3 separate regions of the Homo sapiens genome follow, and regions 1 and 3 are each linked to region 2. The links are chromatin loops, found by intact Hi-C in ENCODE. Cell type or tissue: PC-9. All regions are shown on one strand. Links, peaks and the distances in the headings refer to the core of each region. The heading gives the core; the rest is flanking DNA.

Region 1 (10,685 bases), core at 808-8,807, 49 kb before region 2:
CAGCTGAAAAAAAAATGGCTTGAAAACCACTGCCCTAAGTAAACACTCATCTCTTACTTTGCCTAAAACTGTTAGACCGTTATACATTTTTTTTCCTCCGTCAATCTTACAGGGGTTTCAAAATGCCCTGATTTTGCAAAACTTATGAGCACATCTAAAAAGTCACTTTCTAAGCCTACTATCTCCAAAAATCAACTGTTTGTTCTTTTTCAGACTTGTTTTTGTGAATTTATTATTTTTACATAGGTAGTACTAGCATACTGGCACAGCCCAGTGAGATGAGGTCTCTTAAGCCATTCTGTTTATATCAGATGTTAAATTTTTTAAATAGTCTTTGCTGCAGTGTAGATTATCTTGTCTTTTTCTGCTTTTCAGCTCGTTCTGACAAATGCCCCATGATGTTTTTGTTTTTGTTTTTTGAGACTGAGTTTCACTCTTGTTGCCCAGGCTGGAATGCAATGGTGCCTTCTCGGCTCACTGCAACCTCCACTTCCCTGGTTCAAGTGATTCTTCTGCCTCAGTCTCCCGTGTAGCTGGGATTATAGGCGCCCGTCACCACACTCGGCTAATTTTTATATGTTTAGTAGAGACGGAGCTTCACCATTTTGGCCAGGTTGGTCTCGAACTCCTGACCTCAAGCGATCCGCCCTCCTCGGCCTCCCCAAGTGCTGGGATTACAGGTGTGAGCCACCACAACTGGCCTCGATGATTTTTTTTTTTTTTTTTTTTGAGAAGGAGTTTCGCTCTGTCGTCCAGGCTGGAGTGCAGTGGCGCAATCTCGGCTCACTGCAAGCTCCGCCTCCCGAGTTCACGCCATTCTCCTGCCTCAGCCTCCTGAGTAGCTGGGACTACAGGCGCCCGCTACCACACTCGGCTAATTTTTTGTATTTTTAGTAGAGACGGGGTTTCACCGTGGTCTCAATCTCCTGACCTCGTGATCCGCCCGCCTCGGCGTCCCAAAGTGCTAGGATTACAGGCTTGAGCCACCGCGCCCAGCCGATGATGGTGTTTTTAAAGCCAACTTCTAATACCTCTTTTTTCCATTGCTTCATTGCCAAGAGGAATAATTAGACTGTTGCAACAATTATGACAAAGGCGTCCTATACCCTTGGTCTTCTTTCATCCATAGGGCATCCAGAAGAGACCTGGTTTCTCTGTTGATTGGAAGTTCACATCAAATTCCTTGACCCTGGGATTAAACCTACAGTAAACATGTGTATTTTTGTGTTGCAGATGCGTATCATAGATGGATAGTAATGAATACCATTTATTGAGCATTTATCATGTGCGAAGTACTCTGCTTTCTTCTTCACAGGTAGATTTAATCATCTCCCCAACCCTTTGAGGTAGGGAATACTGTGATCCTTGTTGTATATTTTTAAAAAAATGGAGACTCATGTTAACTGACTTGCCCCTTACCGTCCTTAAGTGGGGAGGCTGGGATTAATTTGGTTTGTGTTGTTAGAGCATGAACTCTTTAACAACAATAGAACACTCATCATCTTTCCTGTGTGTGCACCTGCTTCCATTTCTTTTTATTCTCCTGTCCCTTCTTGATCTACACTTTAACACATTCCTTTCTCTTCCCACAGGATTCCCTTTATTGAAGGTGGGAATGAGGGGGATTCTGGACTGCAGGCACAGGACATCTGCCCTCCCACAGCAGCCTGAGATGTTTTCTTCTTTGTGCATGTTCCCCATGAAGTGGGCTCATACCCCTCCATCAGTGTGCCTCCCCACCTCACCTGGAGCGTGGCTTCAGTGCCCCCACCGCCACCCCCAGCTTGTACTGCAGGGTTTTTTTTTATCCTTTCTCTAAGCCAGTGAGATAGGCACAGCTGATAGTATGAACCTTTCTAGCTAAGAGTCAGATCAAGTGCTGGACAGAGACATGACAAGTTCTCTCAATTAAGCAAAATGGTATCTCGAGACAGGATTTCAATTCTAATTTCATATTAATAGCTTACATTTATTCAACATTTATTGTGTTCAAGTGCTGCTACAGTCCTTTTCACGCAGAATCTTTTAACCCTCCAGAATTGAACAGCAACAGCGCTATTATCCCTATTTTACACTAAAGGAGCTGGCTCCCAGAGAGGTCAGGTCACCCGGTGGACGGAGCAAGAATCCAAATCAAGGCATTCTTGACCACTAACCAATACTTCTCCCCCTACCATCATCCCTGCCCCCACCCCTTTTTATTTTACAAAGTTAACCCGTGTTTATTATGGAACATCTTAACTCTGATTTTTAGAAATCTGCCTTCTGTCAATAGCGCAAAATAGAGTGTTTCATTAGCCTCTTAAAATGCCAGCAATTGTAATGTATACAGATGTGAACCTTCATGGGAAGAGCGTGTCTTTATGTTAGAGAAGAGTGAGTAAAGCTGCCCAGTTGAGGTCATATATATTGACTTATCTGCAGGAAATATTCATTTAGATTTGAGAAGTTATGATTGTTATCAGTCTCATCCTTTAAATTTAACTTTTATTTTTTATACTCAATATTTAGATCAAAATCTGTTGCAAATCTGAAAGGAAGCTATAATCATTTACTGTTATCAATATACCTTTCTAGTAGCCTTATACATAAATGCTCGAATCTAGTCCTTCTCACACTTTAATATGCCTACAAACTACCTGGGAAGCTTAATAAAATGCAGGTAATAGTTTAGGAGGTCTAGGCTGGGGCTTGTGATTCTGCATTTGTAAAAACTTCCCAGGTGATGACCAAACTGCCTGGCCAGAATCAAATTTTCATGAGCAAGTCTCTAATCCACATTAATATTCAAGAAAAAAAAATTAAATTCAAAAGTACAACTTTACAGCCTGGGCCTGATGGCTCACATCTGTAATCCCAGCACTTTGGGAGGCCGAGGTGGGCAGATCACCTGAGGTCAGGAGTTCGAAACCAGCCCGGCCAACATGGTGAAACCCCATCTCTACTAAAAATACAAAAATTAGTTGGGCATGGTGGCACACGTTTGTAGTCCCAGCTACTTGGGAAGCTCAGGCAGGAGAAACTTGAACCCAGGAGGTAGAGTTCGCAGTGAGTAGAGATCACACTGCTGCACTCCAAAGTGAGACTCCATCTCAAAAAAAAAAAAAAAAAAGTAGAACTTTACAAACACTACAGTGCATTTTCTAGAAAATTTTTTCTAGGCCGGGCGCGGTGGCTCACGCCTGTAATCCCAGCACTTTGGGAGGCAGAGGTGGGTGGATCACGAGGTCAGGAGATCAAGACCATCCTGGCTAACACGGTGAAACCCCGTCTCTACTAAAAATACAAAAAAAATTAGCCGGGCGTAGTGGCGGGAGCCTGTAGTCCCAGCTACTCAGGATGCTGAAGCAGAAGAATGGCCTGAACCCGGCAGGCAGAGCTTGCAGTGAGCCGAGATTGTGCCACTGCACTCCAGCCTGGGCGACAGAGCCAGACTCCGACTCAAAAAAAAAAAAAAAAGAAAAAGAAAAATTTTTCTAAATCTCCATTGTTAAGAGATCACTGTGAGGTAGGGTAGGGAGTGTGGGGAAAGATTGGGGCCCCCAGGTTTGAAGATCAGCTTGGTCTTGCCTGTGTGCATGTATCTGATAAAATGCAGGAAAAGTTTGTCTCTTCCCCACCCTCACTTCCACCCACTGTGAGGCTTGCTCATGTCCAGATTGGGCTCAGGATGGCAGTTGTGGATGCTCAGAGCACAAAAGGCTTCTTGTTTGCCCAAGGGCCTATCAGTGTTTAAATAGAACTGGCGGAAGCACAAGCACACCGTATCAGCAGCTTATCAGGGACCATGGTTTTCCACGTACATTTGCTAGGCACTTCAGTTTACCCAACTCCATCAGCACTGAGTTAAATTGCAAGGTTGGGCTGTACTACGCTGAGCCAGGGCAGGGAGAACAAGCCAGTTACTGGGGATGAGGGTGTCGGGGGGGCCCTCAAGACCTTATTTGCATTCTGCCCACATAGAGAATAAAGCTGTGATAGCCTGTGTACTAAGAGGCACCCAAAGAGAACCAGTCAGTCTTAGGAATGCACCCGGAAGGTGGGATGAGTCCAGGCCTCCCTATGGTGGAAGTAGTTGGAGATACCTCTTGTTACCCTGGTTTTCCATCTTAGTTTACCAGGTGTATAGTCAGTGCGGGTTATGGTTAAAGGAGGTGTCAATTGGGGGCCTGTTAATGTCTTAAAATTGTATGCAATTTTGGGGTTTGCAAATGCGTCTGCGTGCATATTTCTCTGGCAGCTGACCTATGAATCAAAGGACTAAATGTTCTTGTACTATTCGGGCTGCATCTTCTTTGAGGGTAATCTTCAGGGCAGATACATGGGTAGCCTACTTTAGAAATGAGGCCTTTGCAATTATAATCACTCCTACTTTCTAAGCACTTGCTATATGCCAGGTGCTGTGCTAAATGCTTTATAAATGTTATCACATTTAATTCTCAGAAAATCTTATGAGATAGGAATTTTTATTTCTAAAAGAGTTATAATTTGCCCATGATCACAGAGCTAAGTAAATGATAGAGCTATGATCGGAACTTCAACTTTCTGATTCCATGTCTGTTAGCACTGTGGAAGGCTGTCTTTGGCATTTTAATATACTTATCAAGTGTTTCATATACATTGGTTAATTTGTCCAACTGCCACAGAGTGGGATGGGTGGCTCTTTTTCCTAAACTGTAGCCATCTTTTCCCCAAAGTGTAGCCTTCATGAATTTTGCCCTATTTATATATCACCTATGCTATTAAGTTACCTACCATTTAAAATTTTTAATTAAATGTGTTATTTCTTACCCTCATTCCTAAATAATAGCCATGGAAAAACCATTGATGTGCTAATTTTTTTCTTGAATCCACACTAAAATAACTACATAACCATTAAAATGAAAAATGCATTAGCCAGGTGTGGTGGTGCGTGCCTGTAGCCTCAGCTACTCGGGTGGCAGAGGAGAAGAATCGCTTGAACCTGGAAGGCGGAGGTTGCAGTGAGCCGAGATTTGCACCGCTGTACTCCAGCCTGGGCAACAGAGGGAGACTTCATCTCAAAAAAAAAAAAAAAAAAAGCTATGTTTTAATACTACTTAATATCATGTAGAGTGCCATCAGTGTATTGGTGCCATGCTTTAAAAAACCCTAATATGTGATTTAAAGACTACATGTCTATATTGCAGCAGAATTGTGGGTAAACTAAAATACCCCCTCATGCCACCCACCCCAGACAGCCCTTCTGGCACAGGGACAGGCTAGGGTCATGGAGAGTGGTGCTAAGAGCATCAGAGAGGAGGCTGGGTTTGACTCCAGGGAAGGCACTCTTATGGTGGAGGCCATGCCCTGTATCTTTCAGGACCTGTTTTAGTTGCTCTAATGAGGCAATGATGCCAAGAAAAAGAATGTTGCTTAGCCCTCCTTGAGGGGGTTGAAGGATTCCAGCGACTGGGGCAAGAATCTGTGTTCTGTGTGCTCTTGCTGAAAGGATATTGCTGGGATATTGAGGGTTGTGGATGAAGTAACCTTCCAGGGGCAGAATTGTGCAGTAAGGTCCCTCAGCCTAGGATGAAAAAGGCCTCTAACGAAAAGCCCACTTGTTCATGTTTCCGTTTTAACTAAATGTTCCTCTCTAAATTCCATACCCTCTGGGGCATAAGCTGAAGGAAAATTTGGAATCTTATTATCTGAAATTGTACGTGCATTTGACCTATATTGCTATGTCTTTAATAAAAGCATCTGAGGAATAGTTCCTAATTTATTGACTCTCGGTTACTCCAAAATATGCCAAGACCCTCAGTAACGAAGCATCCTCATTATCCTCCCCAATAAAATTGCATTTTACATATTAAACTTTTTAATCTTGGACCTTAACCAACTTTATAATTTGACAATCCCTCTAACCAGCAAGTTAGATAAAGAAGAGCAACATACTCATGCTCTGGAGAATGTAATCCTGGAGTCTGTCTTCTTTCACTTGCCTGGGTAAATCAGAGAGGGGGAAAGGTTATTTTTGAGCACCAGCTGTAGTAGGATCTCTCTGATTAGGGCCACCTGTATCAGAAAAGTGACATTTGTCTGCTGCGCAGCTGAGCTGGTGTCTTGATAGTCCCAGAGACAGCTATTGCCTCCCTATAGTCTGTTACTATTTCACTAAGAAAAAAAAAAGAAAAGAAAAAGGAAAAAAAAGGCTGCTTTTGGACTGGGCTGGGTGGGCTGGGCTGGGCATTTAGCATTCCGACTGTCCTCATCCTTGTGTTCAGCAGTGGCTGACCCGTGACACTCTTCTGGGGACTGCAATAGTGTGGTCCAGAAAACAAAATTCTGATGCAGTTCTAATCTTCCTCTATTGTCAGGTGCAGTTCTAATCTTCCTCTATTGTCAGGAATGACAATATGACACGGCCTGGCCAAGAACTCCCAGATATGGTGGTTTTAACTCCCAGATACGTGGCCGGGCATGGTGGCTCACGCCTGTAATCCCAGCACTTTGAGAGGCCAAGGCAGGTGGATCACCTGAGGTTGGGAGTTCAATACCAGCCTGACCAACATGGAGAAACCCCATCTCTACTAAAAATACAAAATTAGCCAGGTGTGATGGCACATGCCTGTAATCCCAGCAACTCAGGAGGCTGAGGCAGGAGAATTGCTTGAAGCTGGGAGGCAGAGGTTGCAGTGAGCCAAGATTGCGCCATTGCACTCCAGCCTGGGTAACAAGAGAGAAACTCCGTCTCAAAAAAAAAAAAAAAAAAAAAAAAGTCTCTCACCAGCTTTCAACTTCATATCTCATTCTCCACAGCAGCCCCTCCTCCCCACAGGGGTTGTGGCTGGAGTTTACAGGAACATCAGGCACAAATGGAATGCTGCCAGTCGCAGGAGATTCCTAGGGAGATAAAAAGCACATCTTTGACCACTTCTTTACCAAACAGACCCAACATGTGTAATTAAAGGCCCTGGGACTCTGCTGGAAATAGGTTTAAACTTGAGGTAATCCCTTCTGGCACTTCCTCTTCCTAATAACCATCAACAAAAATCAAACAAATCCACCTGGCTCCAGTCGGTAAGTCTGCAACCAGCAAAGGTCACAGGAGGAGTGATAAGAGAAGAAAGCGGCCACAAACAGAGTTACTGGAAACACATGTCGTGATGTGTTAGAGAACGACTGCTGCCAGGACCATCCTGGCCCTGAGAAGGGCCCGCTCTGCTGTCTGGAAACTCATTCTCTTCCTCGGAGAAAGGATGCCAGCACGACATGGGAGGGGAAGCATGACTTCGGGGAGCTCATTGGTGCAGCGTGCCTTGGTCTTTCTCTCTGTGAGATGTGACTCAAGCCAAAGAAGACGTGAGGGGAGAGGCAAGCTTTAATGTTCTTCTAGAGTTAATTCCCCCCATCTCTAAAAGTAATGCATGGCCATTATTGAAAATACTGACAGGCAAAATGAATAAAATAATTATCCCTAACTCCACCATGCACTGATTACCCCTGTGAACATTTTGGTGTATCTACTTCTAGTCTGTTTTCAGTGCCTGCATATGTATACAGGTAGAAAATAGATAAACACACATGCAGGGGAAATTTTTTTTTTTAACTTTTAAATTGCATTTCACTGTCTCATTAGTCAATTTGGGCTGCCATAACAAAATACCACAGACTAGGTGCCTTAAGCAACAGAAAGTTATTTTCTCACAGTTCTGGAGGCTGAGAAGTCCAAGATCAAGGTGCCAGCTGATTTGGCTCCTGGTGAGGCCTCTCTTCCTGGCTTGCAGATGGCGGCCTTCTCACATGGCAGAGAGAGAGCTCTGATGTGTCTTCCTCTCCTTATAAGGGCACTAACCCTATGGGATTAGGATCCCAGCTCGTTTAACCTTTATCACCTTCTCACAGGCCCTGCCTCCAATTACAGTCATGTTGAGGGGGCCTGGGCTTCAACACATGAATTTGGGGGGATGCAATTCAGTCCAGAGCACCTGTGCAAACTCTTTTGACTCTGCTTTTTGTTTCACTCCTCTTGTCTTGAACATCTTTTTTCATAGTCTCTAGTCAGATTGTTTTAAGTGGCTGAGTCATATTCCATCACCTGACCGTACCATCATTTAATAATCTGTGATTAATGTCCCCTCCCCTCCCCATCAAGTTATGTTGTGGAAATATCTTGATTATTGCGGCAAGCAGGTTTTTAGCTGAAAGGGCAGATGTCAGCTGGTTTGAGCCTGCCTAGGTGAGCTCAACAGCTTTCAATGGGGAGAAGACTTCGAGTTTCTAGGTGACAGCTGAATCCTCACTGGGTGAATCCTTACTGGTGGCCCATGCCCGAGGCACCTTGAGGACAACATGGAAAGCAACCCAGGAGTAAGGGCGAATTAGGTTTCTCTCTGGTGCTGAGAAGATGTTGGCTGTGGAAGCAGAGGAAGTGAATCAGGATCATATGGCTGTGGAGTGGCAGTTTGCTGAGGGCAGTGAAGTACAGACAGAAGGACAGTTTTAAACAACAGGAAGTCTTCATTCCCTTCCTGGGTGTCTTTGGTCATCTGGGCCCTGATGGTGGAGCCATGCCAGATAGAGGAATTATGATGCTAAAATCTAGTAGGATTACTGGTGAACTTGGCCCTAGGGTTCAGCAGGCTACCTAACATTTGTTCCCTCCATGTGTTCTCCATCTGTGATGTTTGTAGCAGGGAATTGCAATTAGGGAAAGCTATAAAGTCAGGACAAACAGAAGAAACTTAGCAGTGAGCATGAAGTGAGCGCCTCCTAGGTGTGAGGCTGGTACCTGTTACCATCTCCATTTTCCAGCGGGGGTCCCCATGTGTAGGAATGTTGAGTCACTTGCTCAGGGCCGTACAGCTGAGCCAGGTAGAGCTGGGGTTCCATCCCATGTTTAACCACAGAACCTGCCCCAAACCATTGTGCAATACTGCCGCATTCTGAAGCATGTGTAAAAGCTTTCCAGTTGGGCAGGTCTGTATATAAGACTCAGTTAAAGTTAAAAGATAAAATAAGGTCATTGTTAAAAAAAAAAAGCCACTATTTAGTGGTATTTAGTCAACTATCTTTGCCAAAAGCTGGTGGGGGTGAGGGAACGTGTGAGAGCAGGTCCTGGAAACATCCTTGATCATTGTCAGAATAGTTTTGTATGAATTCATACAATAAAAAATAGAACTAATGGGGTACATTAAGTATTTGTCTCTTGGGGTAAGACACAACTTCGAAAGTTTATTATTTTGAACTGACTTTCTCAGTTTGAATGTCTTGAATGAATATTGTAGGGAAGAAAAGGGATAAGGAAAGAAAAGGGATATATATTCCTCACCTATCTCAAGGTTTATGGCCAACACCCTTATAACAAAAGACAGATTAACAATAGAAAAACAACGAATGTGTTTAACCAAAGTTTTGCGTGATGCAGGAGCATTCAAATATGAAGACCCTGCCGGGTGCAGTGGCTCACACCTGTAATCCTAGCACTTTGGGAGGCTGAGGCAAGCAGATCACCTGAGGTCGGGAGTTTGAGACCAGCCTGACCAACATGGAAAACCCCGTATCTACTAAAAATACAAAATTAGCCGGGCGTGGTGGCGGGTGCCTGTAGTCCCAGCTACTCAGGAGGCTGAGGCAGGAGAATCGCTTGAACCGGGAGGTGGAGGTTGCAGTGAGCCAAGATTGCACCATTCTAGCCTGGGCAACAAGAGTGAAACTCCATCTCATAAAAAAAAAAAAAAGAAAGAAATGAAGACCCGACCCAGGGAAAACTGTATTTTTATTTTATTTCATTATGTTTTATTTTATTTTTGAGATGGATTCTCTCTGTCGCCCAGTCTGGCATGATCTTGGCTCACTGCAACCTCCACCTCCGGGGTTGAAGCCATTCTCCTGCCTCAGCCTTCCAAGTAGCCAGGGCTACAGCATGCACCACCACACGCAGCTAAGTTTTGTATTTTTCATAGAGATGGGGCTTCACTTTGAGACCAGGCTGGTCTCAAACTCCTGATTTCAAGTGATACACCTGCCTTGACCTCCCAAAATGCTGGGATTACAGGTGTGAGCCACCGCACCTGACTGAAAACTGTATTTTTATGGACAGTTGTGCAGAAATATGATTGGAGGTCAAAAGGGTATGATCTAAAGGTAACAAACTAGCCTGTTTGTTCAGATTTCTCTTGGCCTCTCTGTGTAATAGTCCTTTCTTCCAGGTATAGGGCAGAACACTTGTCAAATAAGGCTCTTCAAGAGAAAAGGTCAGAGGCCAGGCGAGGTGGCTCATGCCTGTAATCCCAGCACTTTGGGAGGCTGAGGCGGGCAGATCATGAGGTCAGGAGATCGAGACCATCCTGGCTAACATGGTGAAACCCCGTCTCTACTAAAAATACAAAGAATTACCGGGCATGGTTGTGGGTGCCTGTAGTCCCAGCTACTTGGGAGGCTGAGGCAGGAGAATGGCCTGAACCCAGGAGGCGGAGCTTGCAGTGAGCCAAGATCGCACCACTGCACTCCAGCCTGGGGCAACGGGGCAAGACTCAGTCTCAGAAAAAAAAAAAAAGAGAGAGAAAAGGTCAGAAAGACTTCTGCTTCTGAGATTTTCTCAATTTCTTTCAGTTTAAAATACTCAGTATGCCAAAGTGCCACATTTTGGGGTAGTATTTTCTACACCCCGATCAATATAAATGTGTAACCTCATATATTAGTCCATTTTCGCATTGCTATAA
Region 2 (10,685 bases), core at 839-8,838:
GGTCCTGTTCCAGCCCCGTGGTCATTGGCTGATTTAACCCTGAGGTGGCCTTGGTTATGCAGGCCACCCAGATATAGCCTCTCCCTGGGCTTGGGCTGACTTGAGCAGGCTGCTTCACCTCTAAGAGTTTGCTCTGCCCACACAGGCTCACTCCTCTGGGAGTGACACATTCTGGAAGTGTGTCCCCTAACCTCTGTCCACAGCCTGGGGGCCGGGAAGAAGACCACTCCAGCTAAGATGAGATTCTGTCTCTTCTTGCACTTGACACTTCCCTCAGATTTGATACTTGTTCCCTGACACTGCGCTGTCTTATCTGGCCTTGAAGGCAGGACTTTCTCCTCCTTGGAAACTAGAGGTACCAGGATCCCTGTGAGTGGCCAGGCACTGGGGTGTGGCTTGAGGGTCACCCATTGTGTTCATGACACATCATCCAGACATTTTCTTTTCACCCCCCATTGCGGGGACTAGGATCACCAAGGTCCTGCCCTGCTGCCCCTCCCAGAAGCCTGGGTGATACCCCAAACTTCAAATAAGGTTAAGAGAATTGGCTTTCATTCCAGAATGCTTGGGTTCAAACCTGACACCATTACTTGCCTGCTCTGTGATCTTGGACAAGTGATATAACCTCAGTGCGGCTTAGTCCCCTCTTCTCTACCCCCTCAAAGAACTATTATGGAGATTAGATAGGATAAGGTACATGAGTAGGCTGGGTGTGGTAGCTCACGCCTGTAATTCCAGCACTTTGGGAGGACAAGGAAGGAGGATCACCTGAGTCTAGGAGTTTGAGACCAGACCAGCTTGGGCAACACAGCGAGACCCCATTTCAAAAAAAAAATTAAAAATCAGCTGGGTGTGGCGGTGTACATCTGTAGTCCCAGCTACTTGGGAGGCTGAGGCAGGAGGAGGATCATTTGATCCCAGGAGTTTGAGGCTGCAGTGAGCTATGATTGTACCACTGCACTCCAGCCTGGTTGACAGAGCAAGACCCCATTTCTAAAAAAATAAAATTGGCTGGACGAGGTGGCTCATGCCTGTAATCCCAGCACTTTGGGAGGCAAGGCGGGTGGATCACCTGAGGTCAGGAGTTCGAGATCAGCCTGCCCAACGTGGTGAAACGCCCTCTACTAAAAATACAAAAAATTAGCCGGGCGTGGGGGTGGGCGCCTGTAATCCCAGCTATCAGCAGGCTGAGGCAGGAGAATCACTTAAAACCCAGAGGTAGAGGTTGCAGTGAACCAAGATTGCACCACTGCACTCCAGCCTGGGCAACAAGAGCAAAACTCTGTCTCAAGAGAATAATTAATTAATTAAAAATAAAAGTCCCCTGGGGGCGATGGCTAATGTCTGTAATCCTAGCACTTTGGGAGGCCAAGGCAGGAGGATTGTTTTTGAGCCCAGGAGATCAAGATCAGCCTGGGCAACATAGCGAGATTCCTTCTCTACAGATAATAAAATTAGCTGGACATGATGGTGCTCGCCTATAGTCTCAGCTACTCAGGAGCCTGAGGTGGGAGGATCACTTGAGTCTAGGAGTTGGAGGGTGCAGTGAGCTGTGATTGCACCACTGCATTTCAGCCTGGGCAACAGAGCAAGACCTCATTAAATGGTAGTCATTGTTTTTGTTATTCCTTACAAAATTTACCCAGCTTGTCTTCTGTTCCTCAGGACTGATCAGTGACAGGGCTAACAGAAAATTAACTCAATTAGCTGGGGAAGACATTCATAACATGCTTTGTGCCAGACACTGTTCTAAGCCCTTGATATATATTGTTGAATCCTCCTAACAACTCTCTAAGATAGGCTATTATTATTTTTTTAATTGTATTATTTTATTTATTTATTTTATTATTTTTTTTTAAGACAGAGTCTTGCTCTGTTGCCCAGGCTGGAGTGCAATGGTTTGATCTCGGCTCACTGCAACCTCCGCCTCCCAGGTTCAAGCGATTCTCCTGCCTCAGCTTCCCGAGTAGTTAGGATTACAGGTGCATGCGCCACCACGCCCAGCTAACTTTTGTATTTTTAGTAGAGATGGGGTTTCACCATGTTGGTCAACCTGGTCTCGAACTCCTGACCTCGTGATCCGCCCGCCTCAGCCTCCCAAAGTGCTGGGATTACAGGCATGAGCCACCGCACCCAGCCCTGTTATTATTATTATTATTATTATTATTATTATTATTATTAGAGACAGGGTCTCACTGTTTTCCCAATGCTGGTCTTGAACTCCTGGCCTCCCTAAGTATTGGGATTACAGGTGTGAGCCACCACTTCTGACTGGTACCATTATTATACAAATATAAAATGAGGAAACCGAGGCACAGAGCGGTCAAGTGAGTTGCCCGAGGATACACAGCTAGTGAATGGCTGATCGAGGATTCAGATGCAGGGAGTCTGGCCTCAGAATCTATAGCCTTCACCCTAACACACTTGGTTTGCTTCCCCCAGAAAACAAAGGGCAATGGAAGAACCTGACCATGGAGTGGTGATCGGGCTGGGCTTCTAGTGCTTTTCCTATTACCACAGGCAGAAAGCCCCCATCCCTACTTAGTCCCCTGGGTACCTGGGGCATCTCACCATTACTAGCATAGGATTTTGTGATTTGCAAGACATGTTTACACATCTACAATTTCTCTGCCCCTTCCAGCAATCAGGTGGGGAGGACAGAAGAGAGTAATTGTTATTTCTTTCTTACCAAGGCTCATAAAGGTGAAGCAGCTTGCCCGAGGTCACCCAGCTAAAACAACACAATAGGTTTTCAGGTTCCCAACGCAAGTTCTTTTATCTATACAGTCATCTCCCTTTATCCACAGGGAATACGTTCCAAGTCCCCCAGTGGATACCTGAAACCATGGATAGTACTAAACCCTATATGTGTGTAATATGTTTTTTTTTTACTATACATACATACTTGTGATAAAGTATAATTTACAAATTAGGCACAATATGAGCTTAACAACAATAATAATAAAATAGAACAATTATAACAATATACTACAATTAAATTTATGTGAATGTGGTCTCTTTTTTTTTTTTCCTCACTCTGTCACCCAGACTGGAGTGCAATGGCACAATCTCGGCTCACTGCAACCTCTGCTTCCCCAGCTCAAGCGATTCTCCTGCCTCAGCCTCCCAAGTAGCTAGGATTACAGGCATGGGCCACCACACCCGGCTAATTTTTGTATTTTTAGTAGGGACAGAGTTTCGCCATATTGGCCAGGCAGGTGAATGTGGTTTATTTCTAATTTTTCTTTCTTTCTTTCTTTCTTTTTTTTTTTTTGAGACAGAGTTTTGCTCTTGTCACCAAGGCTGGAGTGTAAATGGCATGATCTCGGTTCACTGCAACATCTGCCTTAAAGGTTCAAGCGATTCACGTGCCTCAGCCTCCTGGGTAGCTTGGGATTACAGGCACCCGCCACCACGCCTGGCTAATTTTTGTATTTTTAGTAGAGATGGGGTTTCACCATGTTGGCCAGGCTGGTCTTGACCTCAGGTGATCTGCCCACCTCAGCCTCCCAAAGTGCTGGGATTACAGATGTGAGCCACCGCGCCCAGCCTCTTTCTAAATATTTTACTGGATCATGGGTAACTGAAACTGCAGAAAGGGAGACCGTGGATAAGACAGAGAGACTACTGTACCATCCTGCCTTTTGCTGATGCCAAGGGTAGTTCCTATACCTGAAAAACATAATATAAAATACTATCTTGGGGTCGGGTGCAGTGGCTCACACCTGTAATCCCAGCACTTTGGGAGGCTGAGGCGGGCAGATCGCTTGAGGCTGGGAGTTCAAGACCAGCTTGGCCAATATGGTGAAACCCCATCTCTACTAAGAATACAAAAATTAGCCAGGTGTTGTAGCATGCCTGTAATCCCAGCTGCTCAGGAGGCTGAGGCACGAGAATCACTTAAACCTTGAAGGCAGAGGTTGCAGTGAGCCAAGATCATGCCACTGCACTCCAGCCTGGGTGAGAGAGTGAGACTCCATCTCAAAAATAAAATAAAATAAAATATTGGAACTAGACAGTCTCTTAAAGCCATGCAGTTTATGTTTGAATATGCTTGAATACCTCCAGTGATAGGTAACTCACTACCTATAAGAGGAAACTAGAGAGTGGATCCTGATGGTATACAAGAAGGAGGTGGCCTGGGACATGGCTGACCTGCTGACCTTGGAGATTTTTGCCCCACAAATGAGGCTGCAGGATTGAGTCTATCTGAGGAATGTCCTGCAGCCAGGCCCACAAGGTGTCCCTCCCAGCCCTGCCCCAGAGCCCTCTCAATCCTTCCTCTCTAAAACCGCAGCCCCTCCTTCAGAAGGAAGCCCTCTCTGCACAGACTGGTTAAGGTTTATTAGTCCTTAAAATTCCTTCGAGATGAGTTGGTATTTATTTCCCTGCAAAGCTTATGTAACCGTAAGAGGATACTGGGGCTGCCAAAGCTGTCTGTGGTTTGGATGGGGCTCACAGCGGTTTCTTCTGGGAGCTAAATATTATAATGAGTGACCTCATACTATCATTTTCTTTGGAACCGAGTTGTGCTTGTCCCAGTGGTACCCGGAGCTACCTCCCAGGCCCCTGCTGTTTTGATTCAGGCCAGGACCAGAGGGTAGAATGAAGGGAACAGGGAGAAAAAATTAGTCTGTTGAGCCAACTTGTTCACTCGGCTTCCGGGGAGGCTGAGATCTGGGTTTTCAGCCAGCGCCGAGCGCTGGGTGGCCACAGTGATTGGACTGCTGGGGAAATTATGGGAAAGGCCAGCCTTCCAGCTACTGTCTGTTTCAATCTGAGCTTTTGTAAGGATGCAGATTTGGGACTTGGAACAGGAATGGGTTGGGGAGGATCTGACTGCTGAGTGGTCACGGGCCAATCCTTAGGAACTGTTGAAGCTTGGGAAGTCTTGCATGGGGAGCCTCCAGCTGTTGAGTAAGAGGCGCCATTCGTGGAGCACTTGCTGTATACCAGGCACGAAGAAAAGCACTCTGCCTGCATTCACCAGGGGGGCTGTGTAAGACAGTGGGTTGGAGGGTCGACATAGTGTGGAATGGCTGGGTCTGTGTCCCAGCTCCACCACTTAATGTCCGTGTGACACTGGGCAATGATATAACCTATATGTCCCCATCTCTAAACAGTGGTGATGACAGCCCCCCTGTGAGGTTGTTAGGAAGATTAAATGTGATAATGCAGACAAAATGCTTGCACAGTGTCTGGTATAGAAAAGAACTCAAAAAATGTTAGCCGTCATTATCAGCGGCAGCATCTAACTGGATCCTCATAGCATCCCTAAGGGGTAGGGTCTCTTGATCTCCATTTTGCAGGTGAAGAAATGAGACTTGAGGGGTCATGTGGTTAATGAGCCACAGGACTAAGATATGAAAACTTCACTCTAGTGTCCCCTTGGCCTGGAGGTGGAAAGGGTGGGGTTTACTGCATGGATTCCTTCCTTAGGGAGCTTGAAAGCTGCCACGTGCAAGGCTAGGGAAGGGAAAGAGCTGGATTCCCTGGCCATGGAGGTCTACACTGGGAGAAAAATGGTTCTTAGAAAAGACTCTGAGGAACCTACTGGATGGTGAACTTCAAGAGGGATCAGGAATCATGTTGGTCTTGCTCACCACCACGTCCCAGTTCTGAGCACAGCGCCTGGCACCATGGTTTTTGACTGAATAAGTTACATTTGCAATGATCCTTTGAGCATTTTCATTTTAACAAGAAAAGCCTGGCTTCTTTCTCTGTTATTAACTTTTTTGACCTCAGTGACACCATGCAGGTGGCATCTACTGGGGCTGATAAATCCCCTTGGGAATAAAATGCCCAAGGCAGATGAGGGGAACACAGCTCTGGGGCCCAAGAGAACCCACAAGGGAGAGGGAAGGATGGGTTAGTGCTTCCAAAGCCCTGGTCAAGTGCCTTGAATGTAGTGGGCAGATAGATATAAAGCACCTTCTAGGTGCCCACCATGTGCATAAGTGCTGCAGACACAGAAGTGAGCAAGAGAGACAGAGAATTCCCTGCCCTTGGGGAGTGCCTGGCCTGGTCGGGAAAAGATAGCAAATGAGTAATTAAATGAGTAGTTGTTGATTATAAATTGTAGTAACTGCTGTGAATGAAAAATGCCCTAGGTACCAAGACAGAGAATCATAGAGAAGCAGAATTCCTATTTTAAAGTAGTCAGGGTAGGCCTCATGGAGGAGGTGATGTTTAAGCTCATTGGGAAACTTTGTACGACCTCGAAAGGGACTCAGTTTTCTCTCCTGATGGTCACAGGGGAGAATTGGAGGCTCATAGGCCCGAGGCTGGCATCAAAGCCTAAGTGAAGCCATGTTAAGGTATTTCTGAAGCCCCTTTTGCACTAGAATCTCAAGAGTAAAGATTCTGTCTCACCCAAAAGGCTGGGAATAATTAACAGTGAAGGGACAAAAGAGGAGCCTAGGCCGGGCATGGTGGCTCACGCCTGTAATCCCAGCACTTTGGGAGACCAAGGCAGACAGATCACCTGAGGTCAGGAGTTGGAGACCAGCCTGGCCAACATGGTGAAACCCCATCTCCACTAAAAATACAAAAATTAGCCGGGCGTGGTGGCATGTGCCTGTAGTTCCAGCTACTCGGGAGGCTGAGGCAGGAAAATCACTTGAACCCGGGAGATGGAGGTTGCAGTGAACCAAGATGGCGCCACTGCACTCCAGCCTGGGCGACAAAGTGAGACTCCATCTCAATAAATAAGTAAGTAAATAAATAAATAAATAAATACCTAATTCAAGAAAGAAATGGAGTGGCTCTAGCCAATCAGGCTAGAGGTGCTATACATCGCTATTCCGAGGGCATACATGAGGCCCGTTTTCAAGAGTTTTTCACATTTATCCCCTTGGTTCAGGATCTTCTTAAATTATTTACATGTCCCCAGCAAGAAACAGCTCTGGACTTTTGCTTTACCCCTTTGCAGAGCATTGTCAACCACTAGTCCTCTTAGTCATCCTCACCCACACTCAATAGGCCCTGCCAGTTCTACCTTTGAAGTGTACCCCAAATTCGTCCTCTCCCAGCCCCATTGCCCAGTGCTTCCTGTTCTCACCAGGCCATGTGCACACGCTGCCAGGGAGGCTTTTAAAGATGTTGGCCTCGGCCAGGCACGGTGGCTCATGCCTGTAATCCTAGCACTTTCGGAGGCCAAGGCAGGCGGATCACTTGAGGTCAGGAGTTCAAGACAAGCTTGGCCAACATGGTAAAACCCCATCTCTACTAAAAAATACAAAAAAACTTAGCTGGGTGTGGTGGTGGGCACCTGTAATCCCAGCTACTAGGGAGGCTGAGGCAGGAGAACTGCTTGAACCTGGGAGGCGGAGGTTGTAGTGACCTGAGATGGTGCCACTGCACTCCAGTCTGGGCTACAGAGCAAGACTCTGTCTTAGTGTATGCTTATTGTAACTTGGAACTAAAAAGCCCTTTCCATGGCCGTAGTGGCCCATGCCCTTTCCCATCTGCGTCTTGTACTCCACACCCCTCACCCACCGCCCTTCACCTTTCGCCAGGATTTTGTCTGAATGGATCTAGTCCCAGCTGCATACGTTCAGCATAGACAATGATTAAAACCTAGACTTCAGGGGTCTGTAGCTGGAGGCAAGTTGCTCTGTGAGCCTGTTTCCATACCTGTTCAATGAGCATAGGAAACGCCACCTCTGACAGATGTTTAAAGAATGTTAATGGGAAAGTCTCTTTCCCATTTAGGCTAAAACAAAAGTACCTCCTTAGTATACTTTATACTTTAAACCTTCCAGGGCACTTTCCCATTCGTTCTCTTATTTAAAGCTACTGAAATCTGGGCTGGGTGTGGTGGATCACTTGAGCCCAGGAGTTCAAGACCCGCCTGGGCAACATGGCGAAGCCCCATCTCTACTAAAAACACAAAAATTAGCCAGGCTTGGTGGCTCATGCCTGTAATCCCAGCTACTTGGGAGGCTGAGGCAGGAGAATTACTTAAACCTGGGAGGCAGAGGCTGCAGTGAGCCAAGATCGCACCCTGCACTCCAGCCTCAGTGACAGAGCGAGACTCCATCTCAAAATAAATAAATAAAACTATTGGTCGGGCGTGGTGGCTCATGCCTGTAATCCCAGCATTTTGGGAGGCTGAGGCAGGCGGATCACCTGAGGTCGGGAGTTCGAGACCAGCCTGACAAACATGGAGAAACCCCCGTCTCTACTAAAAATACAAAATTAGCTGGGCATGGTGGTACATGCCTGTAATCCTAGCTACTCGGGAAGCTGAGGCAGGGGAATCGCTTGAACCTGGGAGGCAGAGGTTGTGGTGAGCCAAGATCGTGCCATTGCACTCCAGCCTGGGCAACAAGAGCGAAACTCCATCTCAAAAAAAAAAAAAAAAAAAAACTATTGAAATCTGCATATGGTTGGGTGTGGTGGCTCACGCCTGTAATCCCAGCACTTTGGGAGGCTGAGGCTGGTGGATCACAAGGCCAGGAGTTCAAAACCAGCCTGACCAACATGGTGAAACCCCGTTTCTACTAAAAATACAAAAATTAGCTGGGCGTGGTGGTGCACACCTGTAATCCCAGCTACTCAGGAGGCTGAGGCAGGAGAATCACTTGAACCCAGGAGGTGGAGGTTGCACTGAGCTGAGATCACGCCATTGCACTGCAGCCTGGGCAACAGAGCGAGACTCCGTCTCAAAAAAAAAAAAAAAAGAAATCTGCATATGAAGCAGGGTGGGCGATGTGGTCTCCTTATCAAGCAGGAAGTGGCCTCAGAGAGGTTAAAGCCCTGTTCAAGGAGACACAGGGAATGGATAGTGAAACTGGGACTGCAATGACAGCTGCACTTGAACTTCTCCTGAAGGTGATGCTGCGGAGGGACCAGATGAAGACTCTGAGCCCCAAAGCCAGCCAGCATCTAAGGGACAGACCTCTGCTTTCAGGTCAGCCCCGACACGGCTGCCTGCTCAGGGAGGCCGACTTCCCTACAGCCCAATTCTGGGGCACTCACACATCTCTCAAATTCTTCAGTGTTCACCCTCTCCCTGGTCTTCTCCCATTGCACTTCTCCCGCCACTGACCTTGGCTTCTCCAGCCTTCCCTCCTCCAGTTTACAGCCCCAATTCACTGGGCAGTGTGGGGAGCTTGGGCCAAGGGTAGGATTTGGCTGTGGGGTGGGTGGGGTCACAGGGCAGCGAAAGCTTCACCAAACATCTTGCCCACTACCTCCACAGTCCAAGTCCGGGGATGCATTTCCTAAGGGGAGCCCAGTTCGGTATCTAAATCCTTCAAGGTGGGGAGCCAGAGGGAGAGGGGTGTTAAGATCTTTAACTTCCAGAATTCACATTCTTGCAATGAGCGGGACCCTGTCCGGCTAAGAAGCATCAGTACCACAGGAGGGAGTTTAAACAGGAAGAGGAGATTTTGCTTTGTGGTTGTGATTTTAATGCTCTCCCGGCTGGTTGGATGAGTGCCTACTTTCTGGGGCTGGGGTGGTAGGGTGGAGGTGAGAAGGTGGTGGGGGAAGAGAATAGGGAGGAAAGGAGAGTCCTCAAAAAAGTAGTGTAGCTGCATGGGAGAAAGCGATGTCTGAATCCTGTGAATCCCCTGGAGCTGCTTCCCAGCTGTTTGACCTTGTGAAATGGCCTAACTTCTCCCAACTTCCATTTCCTCATCTGTATAAAAGCAGGGACAATACTTCCTTTATTAAGCAAATATCTTCTGTCTGCCTACCGTATGCTTGACCCTGTGCAAATGAACAAGACAAACAGGAGACAGGATCTCTGCCGCCCTGGAGCTTATATTCCAGGAGGGAGACAAACAAGAAATACATCAACTATAAACAAACAAGATAATTTTGGATCATGCTAAGTGTTAGTCAAAAGCCGAAAGGGAGTGGGGAACATGGGACGGACAGGGAACTCCTCTCTGAGGACGTAGCCTCTGAACAGAGTCCTGGAAGCTGAGAAGTCAGTTCTGGAAATGGAGGAAGAGTGCTCCAGGCGCAGGGAACAGCAAGTGCAAAGGCCTTGAGATGGGAATGGGCTTGACGCGCTTGCAAAACAGGCAGTGGCCTGAAAATATAAAATGTGGTGAGCAAGCGGAGAAGTGGTTTGAGCAGAGGTGGGAGAAGTAGGCCAGAAACAGATCACACAGGGCTTTGGAGGCTATGCTGAGGGGTTTGGAAGGCTTTCGAGGGTAAGTTAAGCAGGAGAATGACATGATTAGGTATGTATTTGAAAAGATCACCACCATGAATTTTCTGAGCCTCATTTTCCCCCTCTGTTAAAAATGAGCATAATAATACATATCTCACAGGATTATAGAGGATTAAAAGACTTGAAAGTTAAAGCAACAAGCAAATTGATGAACATATATGCCCGAGGTGCACAACAAATGCCAGGACCATGATGTGAAGACTTTTTAGGAGCTCTGAAGAGATCTGCTTAGGAGTGAGGATGGTTCCTAAAGAGTTAATCAAACCTGTCTTGGGAAAAGCAATCCCATGCTGCTAATATAATGGTAAAGGATGCAATTCAGGCTGTTTATTTTTTAGAGATTCAGTGCTCCTATTAAGCAATCACTCTGTTTATGTCACTGCTAATTGAAGTAAATTGCTTTCTGCAATCAAATCGGGAAGTTCCCCCTTCCGATCACGAAAGGGACTTGGACTCTGGTTCCTGATTTCCAGTATTTAGTCTGACTTGAGATTTG
Region 3 (10,685 bases), core at 1,893-9,892, 64 kb after region 2:
TCTACACAAATTTGAAAAATTAGCTGGGTATAGTGGCATGCGCCCGTAGTCCCAGCTATCTGGGAGGCTGAGGTGGGAGGATCACTTGAGCCTGGGAGGTTGAGGCTGCAGTGAGCTGTGATCACACCACTGCACTTCAGCCTGGGCAACAAGGTGAGACCCTGTCTCAACTCAATAACTCAGTAAATAACTCAATAAATAAGTCTATTAATTTTTAAAAGGATGGGGGCATGTGGTAGGTTGGTAGGTTTCCGACAAAACCTTTCTAGGAAACATAGCCCAGATGTCACTGAGGACTTTGTGCCACACATTCTCTAAACAAATCAATCTAGAGGCAAAGATGCTCTAAGGATAATGATGTACTTGGGATAATATAATATCTGCAACCTCCTGAAATGCAGGCCTGGCTTGGGTGACTTTGAGGTTGACTGAAGATTATTATTTTATTTATTTATTTATTTATTTTTGATACGGAGTCTCTCTCTGTTGCCCAGGCTGGAGTGCAGTGGTGCAATCTCGGCCCACTGCAAGCTCCGCCTCCTGGGTTCATGCCATTCTCCTGCCTCAGCCTCCTGAGCAGCTGGGACTACAGGTGCCTGCCACAACGCCCAGCTAATTTTTTGTATTTTTAGTAGAGATGGGGTTTCACTGTGTTAGCCAGGATGGTCTCAATCTCCTGACCTCGTGATCTGCCCGCCTCGGCTTCCCAAAGTGCTGAGATTACAGGCATGAGCCACCGCGCCTGGCCAGATTATATTTTTAATACATTTGAGCCATTCATCTTTATAAGTTTTGTCTTCCTTTCTCTCTCCCCTCTGTTTATTGTCATTATTATAATATTTTGCTATGGAACCTGTGCCACGAAGGCCCAGAGACCCAAAGGAGACCAGGCACTCTTTCTAAAAAGACAGTGAGGCTGGGCACAGTCACTCATGCCTGTAATCCCAGCACTTTGGGAGGCCGAGGTTAGCAGATCACTGGAAGTCAGGTGTTCGAGACCAGCCTGGCCAATATGGTGAAACGCTGTCTCTACTAATAATACAAAAATTAGCCGGGCATGGTGGTGGAGGCCTTTAATCCCAGCTACTCAGGAGGCTGAGGCAGGAGAATCACCTGAACCCGGGAGTTGGAGGTTGCAGTGAGCTGAGATCTCGCCACTGCACTCCAGCCTGGGTGACAGAGAGAGACTCCATCTCAAAAAAAACAAAAAAAAGAAAGAAAAAAAAGAGTGAGGGAATTGAGTCCACTCTTTCTCCCTCACTGCAAGACCCCATTGCAATGGTCCCTATTAAAATAAATAAATATAAATAAATAGAGTGAGTCACGCTAAATGAAAAAGAATTTTCAACAGAGGAGCATTGTTGAACAAAGCTAGTATCGGTAGCCCCAGTCCCACACCTACCTTAATGACTCACTCCATCACCTTTAGATTGGAAGTACAGCTGAGGGCACTCAGCCCACAGAGATTCCTGGGAAGGCAGACGATACCTCAGATAACCTAACTGGCTACCAACAGCTGGCACTGCCCCATGTAAACCTCAGGGAGGAACTGCACCTGGCTGTGGCATCAGGATCAGTCCTTGGCTGGGGCAGAAATAAAGTCCTTGGCTGGGGCAGACATGTTGCTCAGTGGTTTATGAGTCTTACACATTTGTAACTGAATATATCCTAACATGGTGAAGAAAGAAATATAGCTGGCCGCGGTGGCTCACGCCTGTAATCCCAACACTCTGGGAGGCCGAGGCAGGCAGATCACCTGAGGTTGGGAGTTTGAGACCAGCCTGACCAATATGGAGAAACCCTGTATCTACTAAAAATACAAAAATTAGCCGGGCATGGTGGCACATGCCTGTAATCCCAGCTACTCGGGAGGCTGAGGTAGGAGAATCGCTTGAACCCAGGAGGTGGAGGTTGCGATGAGCCGAGATGGCGCCATTGCACTCCAGGCTGGGCAACAAGAGCAAAACTCTGTCTCCAAAGAAAAAAAATAAAATAAAATAATATATATATAGATATAGATATATATTATATATATAATATATAATAGATTATATATTATATATATTATATATTATATTAAATAATATATATATTATATATAATATATATTATATATTATATATAATTATATATAATATATATTATATATAATATATATTATTCTGTTCTATATAAATATATATAATATATTATATAAATTATATATAATATATATTATATATAATTTATATATAGAATATATAAATTATATATAAATTATATATTATATAAATTATATATAACATATATAATATATATATATATATATATATATATATAGAACAGAATAAGAAAAGTCCTGAGTGACATTTCTTTTTTTTGACATAGGGTCTCACTCTGTTGCCCAGTCTGGAGTGCAGTGGCTTGATCAAAACTCACTGCAGCCTCAAACGTCTCAGCTCAAGAAATCCTCCCACCTCAGCCTCCCGAATAGCTGGGATCGCAGTTGTGCGCCACCACACCTAGCTAATTTTTAATTTTTTTGTAGCGATGGGGTCTCACTATGTTGCCCAGGCTGGTTTCAAACCCCTGGGCTCAAGTGATCCTCCCACCTGGGCCACCCAAAGTGCTGGGATTACAGGCATGAGCCACATACCTGTACGTGGGTGATATTCTGAATGTCTGCAAGCAGGTCAAAGAAACACAAACAAGCTGACTATGTGTAAGTGGCCAAGGGTTTAGGGAAAACCAGTGTGTGCAAGCAACAGAGCTCTTGGAAGCTCCCTGGCAACTGAACCCCCATAGATGCTTGGGGATCTCTCCACTGTAAGAATCCTGATGGAAGGACCTACTTCTCACTATAGAAGCCCATCCTTCCCTTCTGGAGGTTATGATGAGGCCAAGTGATTGATGCTGCCACTGGGACTCAGGGCCTAGGACTGGTGATGCAGAGAAGCAGGAAAAGAGAATTCATCCTGGGTAGTGGCAGCCATGAGCAGCTGTCAACAGAAGCAAAGCTGGTGCCAGCATCCAGTGGTGTTGTGATGACACTGGTATCCTCACCAGGTGGGGACTGGGGTCCATTTCCCTTGATTCTTGCTTGTTTTCCAAGTTTAATTCTTTACTTTTCTAGCAATTCTGTGGGCTACCTTGTAACCCCTAAACAAATCCTTTTTCTGCTAAACCAGTCAGAGTTGTTTTCTGATCCTAGTGAGGATCCCAACTGACTAGGCAAGGTGGGTGGTCAGTACTGCTAAGAAGAGGACTAGTCAAGACTGATCCGGGTAGAAGGCTGTAAAGGTCTCCTGAAAAGAAACTGCCTACATGTCAAGTGCAAGGGATCTGGGGACAGACCTTCCTGGATTGAACCCCAACTCTGTCATTTGCTGCCTGAGTGACCTTGGGCAAGTGATTTAACCTCTCTGAGCCTCAGTTTCATCTGTAAGAGGGGTTTGACCATAGGACCTACTCCTCATACATCCCTATCACTGATGAGATGATTGAATTAGATGACACAAGTGGAGTTCTAGTTCAGATTCTGGCACAAAGCTGGTCTTTAGGGAATGGTAGTTATTGTAACTAACTTTAGCTCAAGAGGTGAGCTTCCTGACAGGGGACTCCATTGCAACCTTTCTTGAATCTATTCATCCTCCCTCTTTGTTCTTCATTCACAGCAGGAAGGGAAAAATTCCTGATGTGCAGTGGGAGAAATTTAAGTTGGATCCAGGCAGACATGTGCTGGTAAATGTTTAACAACCAGCTCTACAGGAAAATAAAAGCACTGATCCGCGGCATTTGCGGATTTCCACCCCTCCATGGCTGATTTCAAACAACCAACATGATGTTGCTGAACAATGGAGTTGGGACAAGATGTGTGCAGTTGGCTCTTATGAGCCAGCACCAGTACACCACTGGACTCAGGGGAGGATACCTTTAAAATACTAGGGAGTGGGGAAAAACAGGTGGTTCCTAAGTTCTGAGGAAGACTGTCAAAAGAAATTCCTCAAGTACTGTTGAGAGGATGGGGGATGAACTCACATTATGCTTTGACTTAAAACTCCAGAGTTCTCTTTAAATGATAGCCTTTAAATCCTCCCTCCTGCTCCCACATACAGCCAGTCAGGTCTCTGGCTCTATTTCTTCCTTAAAATATCCCCTGCAGGCCGGGCATAGTGGCTCATGCCTGCAATCCCAGCACTTTGGGAGGCTGATACGGGTGGATCACTTGAGGTCAGGCAGATCTTGAAAGACCAGCCTGGCCAACATGGTGAAACCCCGTCTCTACTAAAAATACAAAAATTGGCTGGGCGTGGCAGCATGTACCTGTAATTCCAGCTACTGGGAGGCTGAGGCAGGAGAATTGCTTGAACCCTGGAGGAGGAGGTTGCAGTGAGCCTAGATCATGCCACTGCACTCCAGCCTGGGCAACAGAGTGACACTGTGTCTCAAATAAAAAAAAAAAAAAAGGGAAAAAGAAAGAAATAAAATATCCCCTGCATCCATCCATCTCTTTCACTTCATGGCCCGCATGGCCACCCCAGCCCATGGGCTCAGACTGTCAACTCTGAAATACTGCTCCTTGTCCCTGCCCCTTCCCACCCATTCTGTACTAGAATGGACCAGCCATGCCACCCCTAAGCCAGCATTCATTGCATCATCCTCATTCCAGCTTCACTGCCATATGGTTCCAGGCTTGCTGTCCCATTCATTGTAAGTGCTGCTGCCTGGCTGTCCCAGCTTTCACCTGGCCCCTCAGTCTGGAAGTGGTCTATGTGTGAATCTCAGATTTCCTGCTTACTAGTGATATGCTCTTGGGAAAATTACAGAACACTTTCTGAGCCTTCACTTCCTTACCTCTAAAATAGTGATAATGAAAGAACTTTCTTAGGGATGTTTCAAAGGTCAAACAAAATAGTTCTAAAAAAGGCTTGGTAAAATACCTGGCCCCATTGTAAATGCGGAATTGAATATTGGCTCAATGACGACTCTGATGATAAGTACTGCTAGTACTAACGGTAAATGGTAGCTAGTTGAAGGATGATTTTCCTCCTACCTGAATTCTACCCCACTCTCCTTTGCTAGTCCAATGCCACTTTTCTTTTGGCTTTAGTTCTATTTTTTCTGATATACTTTTTCTCTGCACTCATTAGCTCCTTTTTCTCTGAGCTTCTGAAGCAATTACACCCTGCAGTGGAATATTTAATTCAATATTGCCCCTGACTATTCCCTGTTGATGTCAACCTTGTCTTCCTGGCTCATCTTTTTCAGCTTGCAGGGAGCAGCCTGTCTCTATCATCTTCTCCCCTGGAGGGTCTTGGATCAGCAGCCTCACACCAGCAGCCAAAGCGGCTGTGGCTGTGAATGGTACTGAGCTGTGCCTGGTATTTTGCCTGCACCATCTCATTTTATTTTTTTTCATTGAGCCAAGATTTATTGAGCACCAGCTATATACTGGGCACTGAGGCTACACAGTGAATAAGACAAGAGCCTCTGTCTTCCAGGAGCTCACAGTGTAGCCAGAGGAGCTAACCCTGAACACAAAATTACCTAAACCAATGTCCAAAGATGGACCATGCCCAAGAGCTGTGGAGGGGAAAAGAGGGTATTCCAAGAGGTTAGAGCAGGGGCCTGATTCAAAGAGGGGCAGGGGTCTAGGCAGGAGTTACTGAGGGGAAGAGATTTCCCAGGAAGCTCATATTCTGGGGGCCGAGTGGAATGGCTGAGTGCTGAGGACCTGAGATAGGCCCAAGCAGCTGGAGGGGCAAGCAGGAGGGAGAGCAGCCCGCAGTGACGGGCAGGCAGGCAGGGCCAGGGCCTGCAGGGCTTCCCAGGTGGGTTGGGTATTTGGGTCTCTATCCTAAAGTTGGCAAGCATTTAATTCTCAGAGATCTTAGGCAGTAGCATCCATTATCAGCTCCATTTCATAGCAGAGGAAATTGAGACCCAGAGAGATGAAGTCACTTGCCTAGGGTCACACGGCTAGTCACTAGTCAGCCACAAAGCAAAGGCCAGCGTTGCCAAACACACCGCCTGCTGAGTGATTGATGGCAGCACTGACCACTGTGAGCCTGCCCAGCCGGCCTTCCCACGGGCTATCTGGAACGCACCCTCTAATTGGAGCTTTCCTCCAAGCAGGGCCAGCCTGAGGCCCTCTCAGAAGCACTGAACCAGTTTGGTGGGAGTAGAGATGTCAGCGGTTCTGATGTCATGACTGGCTTTGAAGAGCTCAGCTCCCACTGCTGCTTCCATTCCCAGCCCCTGGGGACTGCAGTGAAACTCTCTGGGTTGTGTTTTGTTTTCCCCAGAAGTCTGGGGCCAGGGTACTGAGAAAGGGAGGAGGGTGGTTTATGGTGAGCCGTGTGATTTTTCAGGATTTAGCTGGGACATTCTTGGCCCAGAAGCCAATACTGGTACAAAGAGACCTGAGGAAGCGCCACATCCTGGTTCTCCGGGAGACAGGATGTGCTCAGGAATCTGTGAAATAGGCTGTATTTGTCTCTCAACTCCTCTGAGTCCCCTTTCGTCTAAGGCCTCCTTCCTTTCTTAGCGAGTCCCCAGGGAGATTTGGTCTGGAGCCCTTTCCTTGTGCCTCCCTGGGGCCTCAGCCTTCCCAGCCAGGCCTCCAGAGGGCCCCTCCCCAGACATTAACGATGCTACTAGGTGATAATGACACCTCCAGGGTCAGACCCCAGGCGGCAGGAATTTCAGGCACCAAATGGAGGTGGCTTTTTGGCCCCCCTCGAGTCAACCTGTCACTCTGAGGAGAGAATTCTTTTTATTTCCAGAGTCTTCGACGGTAGGCAGATTTATTTTCATCCAACATTAAAACCCCTCGGTTTGTGGAGAGGAAGGAGCTTGAAGCTCAGTGTGCCAGAGGGGCCAACGGAGCAGGGAGAGATGGGAAGAAAATGAGAAAAGTAACCCTCTTGCCTGGCGTCCTGCCAGGGAAAGTCCTCTGCTCAACCCTGATCCTGGCCCTTCTGGCACGGCATGACCAGAGGCCCTGGGTCAGGCTGCCCTTTATGGCCTTCCCATGGCCCTTCCTTCCAGCCACTTGACCAAATGCCCCTGCATGCGAGGGGGGTGCGCTGCTCTCCAGCTGGTTTGCCAAGGACCCCTACTCCCACCTCCCTCCATAAAAAACTCAGCACCTCTGGGGCCAGAAGAGGACGTGCAGCAAATTCCCACCAACAATTTTGTCTGAGGGACAGGAAGGTTTGCTGACTTGTCGCCCTAAGGATTCGCTCTTTGCTTTTCCTTTTGCAGTTTGGAATCTATCTGTTCGCAGCTTCCCTTTGGCTGCACCATGTTGTGGGTCTTAGGCTCCATCAGCATTTGGTCAGGACAAGTTGGCCCATGGTTTCTCTGATGCAGAAATGGTGTCAACAGGTCCCAGGAGCCAGCGATCTGAGCCTGCACACACACACACACACCCCCACACCCACCCATCCCCGCAAACAATGCCTTCAGCTCACCCTGACCTCCCTGTCTTCTTTGTATCCTTCCTGACTTTTTCTGTCCTCTTTACCCCACTCTAGCTCAGGGCCTTCCTGGCTAATCTCTGACCTGTACTCTGCCTCTCTAATCCATCCTGTAAATGGCTAGCACATTAATTTTCCTAATAATAATTATAGCTAACATTTGGTGAGTGTGTTCTGTGAGTCCGGTGTACCAGAAACTTGCATTAAGTTGTTGAGTATTATATCCATTTTGTAGTTGAGGAAACAGACAGGTTGAGTAATTTGCCTAAAGTCAGATAGCTAATAAGTGGCAGTACTGGGATTTGAACAAAGTCAGTCTGGATGCAGAGCCTGCGTGCTGATCATCACTAACGCTGAATTTCTTTTTAAACCCTTTTCTAAGTGTTTATGATGAATAAAGCATTAGGCCAGGTACTGAGGCCATTTAAACATGAGTAAGATTAAACTTGCTTCCTCCTGCAGTTCTGGCCCCAGGGAGTTGACTTGTCTGGGAAGACGAGTAAGACGAGTCCAGAAACGGCCTATGCAGGAGAGGGTAGAGAACCTTTCACAGAGAATGTGCACACAGAAGGCCTTTCCTACAGAGGATGGAGAAACCACATCTGGTTTGTGAGAATCAAAAGTTGGCCGGCATGGTGGCTCATGCCTGTAAACCCAGCACTTTGAGAGGCTGGGCAGATCACTTGAAGCCAGGAGTTTGAGACAAGCCAGGAGTTTGAGACAAGCCGGGCCAAGAAAGCGAAACCCCATCTCTACTAAAAATACAAAAAAGTTGACTGGGCGCGGTGGCTCATGCTTGTAATCCCAGCACTTTGGGAGGCCAAGGCGAGCGGATCACGAGGTCAAGAAATCAAGACCATCCTAGCTAACATGGTGAAACCCCATCTCTACTAAAAATACAAAAATTCAGCCAGGCATGGTGGCATGCACCTGTAATCCCAGCTACTCAGGAGGCTGAGGCAGGAGAATCACTTGAACCCGGGAGGCGGAGGTTGCAGTGAGCTGAGATCGTGCCACTGCACTCCAGCCTGGGCAACAGAGCCAGACTCCATCTCAAAAAAACAAAAAAAAAACAAACAAAAAAATTAGCCAGGCGTAGTGGCACCAGAAAGGAAGAGTTCCAGGGAGGCGGGTGGGTGGAGGATAGTTTGGAAAGTCAGATAGGGCTCAGGGTCCTGGGGGTGAGGAAGCACCAGATGGGAGCAAAGAGGGTGAATGTGATGCCCGGAAACCACAGGACAAACCGAGATAGAAATGCCCTGACCACAAGACACAGATCCCTGAAAACTCAACATGGAATTAAGGTTTAGTTTTATTTTAAGACAATGGGCTCTGGACTGTCTGAGTTCTCATTTCTGCTCTAGCACTTACCAGCCCTGTAATCAAGGCAAATAACGCAACCTCCCCCTTGCCCACATATCAGTTTCCTCATCTGAAAAGCGGGCAAATTCAGGGCTAGGACCAGGGAAGGTGAGCAAGACAGGTGCTGTGAGTATAAAATTTAAGGGATACTCCCTAAAACCTCAGTCATCAAGATGAATAATACTTAAATGCAATATTTTTAGAGAGTCAAAATCAATGCAAAAAAATCTGCGATGAACAAAGCATCAAACATTTAAATAAAGGAAACTCATACCAAGCCAGCCCGGAGCCTGAAGCAAAAGAAAAAATCAGTAATAATGATCCTGTCTTAAGATAAAGGCACGTAGGCCGGGCACAGTGGCTCACACCTGTAATCCCAACACACTCATCTCACCTTGGTCCTGGCCCTGATTTGTAACACTAGGTATTGGGTGGCTGCAAGGATTAGACAAGATCGTGCATGTTAAGTGCTGAGCGTGCATCTGGCAGGAAGTGCCTTGTAGAACTTGGGGATCCAAGGCCTGTGTTTTGAGGTGAGATGGAGCTGTGTTTGAACACCTGCTCCACCACTTCCCAGCCATGAGACTTGGGCCACAGCCTGTTTCCTCATCTATAAATGGTGAGAGCACCTTGTTTGCCGGGGCTGTTGGATGACATGGGATGAAAAAGGCAAACTGTCTCACACGATGCCTGGCACAGAGAGTCAAACGATCATGCTTGTAGCAGATGCCTGCGTTCGCCAGCAAGCATATGTTGTACCTGCACATGGAGGCTTTCTGCTTGCTCCTGGTAGATTATTGCACTTGCCGGCTTTTCTTTTCTAATAATTTTTCATTTTATTATTGGGGCGCGAGATTTAGCTGTGTTCCATGGGTCTAGCCGCCAAGTCCTGCAGTCTCGCTGTATTCCTCTGTGCCATTCACCCCTGCGACCCTCTGTGGTGCTGCTCCTGACCAGACTTCCAAACTCACAGGGACCTGGCTGCCCTGACTAGCAGCCCTGTCCACCCCTACCTTTTCTCTACCCAGGCCAGAACTGGGTTCTGGGCTGGATTATTTGGTGGTATTATCACCTAAATGATGGAGTCCTTGGCCTGGCCTTCACAAGGCTCAGAGAGCCCTATTCATTCCAAGCTGTCACTCCCCCTTGCTCTGTGCCGCTGCTCTGCTTCCCCACCACCCCTCTACCTCTTTGGTGGGAACACTGCCCCCTTCCCCAGGTATTGGCCGCCCACCTATGACATCTTCCTTTGTGGTGCAGCTGTAGGTGCTCTTTGCTTGTTCCCAGACCGAACCACTGGCATAAAATGCCATTGTCATTAAAGCAATCCCTTAAAAAATCTACCCTGCCACTGCCTAGCCGCAGGAGGAGGTCCCAGAATGTTACCTGTGAGACCAGAGGAGCCATTTCCCATTGTGTTACCCTCAAGGCCTTCTCAGAAATGTAGCCTGGAGCCTGGACAGGAGGTAACATGGTGCTTCTCCCACATTCTGAGGGTTCCCAGAGGTAGGCCAGCCTGGGCTAGAGTCCGGGCTCCACCTCTTAGTAGTTGTGTGACCTGATCAAGTCACCGAATGCTCTAGCCTGTGTCCTCATCTGCAAAAATGTGCTGATCTCAATGGCTTGCTGTGAGGGCAAAACAGGAAATCAGTGTTTGCACCCATGTTATTTATTTGTATTAACTCATTTGGTTAGAACATAAATTGGAAATAATCCCCTCACTTATGTGACAAAAACATACTTGGCATGTACTATGTGCGAGGTAATGTTCAAGGTTGTATGAGGAGACCAGGCGCAGTGGCTCATGCCTGTAATCCCAGCACATTGGGAGGCCCAGGCAGGAGGATAGCTTGAGCCCAGGAG

What was found. A loop is a pair of places that touch in the nucleus more often than their neighbours do. Peaks named below come from ENCODE experiments on the same cell type or tissue, not always from the same donor. Only the 100,000 strongest peaks of a DNase experiment are listed, where the experiment ranks them.
Region 1: it touches region 2 in a loop (2.8-fold over the local background); 9 of 110 quality-filtered maps call a loop at or near these places.
Region 3: a loop joins it to region 2, with 2.8 times the contacts of the local background. A loop is called at or near these places in 3 of 110 quality-filtered maps.

The regions. Positions count from the first base shown.
Region 1 is chr5:142,162,649-142,173,333 of GRCh38, forward strand. It overlaps LOC107986455 (a long non-coding RNA gene), which reads right to left. Exons shown (of 3, transcript XR_001742907.3): 2 at 6,749-6,864. LOC124901096 (a long non-coding RNA gene) reads left to right here and starts at 926. Exons shown (of 2, transcript XR_007058978.1): 1 at 926-1,315; 2 at 1,593-5,739. In PC-9, for the core only: a CTCF peak has its summit at 5,014; a DNase peak (open chromatin) is centred at 6,943.
Region 2 is chr5:142,211,725-142,222,409 of GRCh38, forward strand. No RefSeq gene overlaps it. Among named protein-coding and RNA genes, the nearest start is that of SPRY4-IT1, 100 kb to the right of the region's middle. RefSeq lists a silencer at 4,684-4,853. In PC-9, for the core only: no CTCF peak of the experiment used is centred there; a DNase peak (open chromatin) is centred at 4,337; H3K4me3 peaks cover 453 bases; H3K27ac peaks cover 1,048 bases.
Region 3 is chr5:142,274,227-142,284,911 of GRCh38, forward strand. No RefSeq gene overlaps it. Among named protein-coding and RNA genes, the nearest start is that of SPRY4-IT1, 39 kb to the right of the region's middle. RefSeq lists enhancers at 5,247-5,813, 5,814-6,380. In PC-9, for the core only: no CTCF peak of the experiment used is centred there; DNase peaks (open chromatin) are centred at 4,165 and 6,075; H3K27ac peaks cover 655 bases.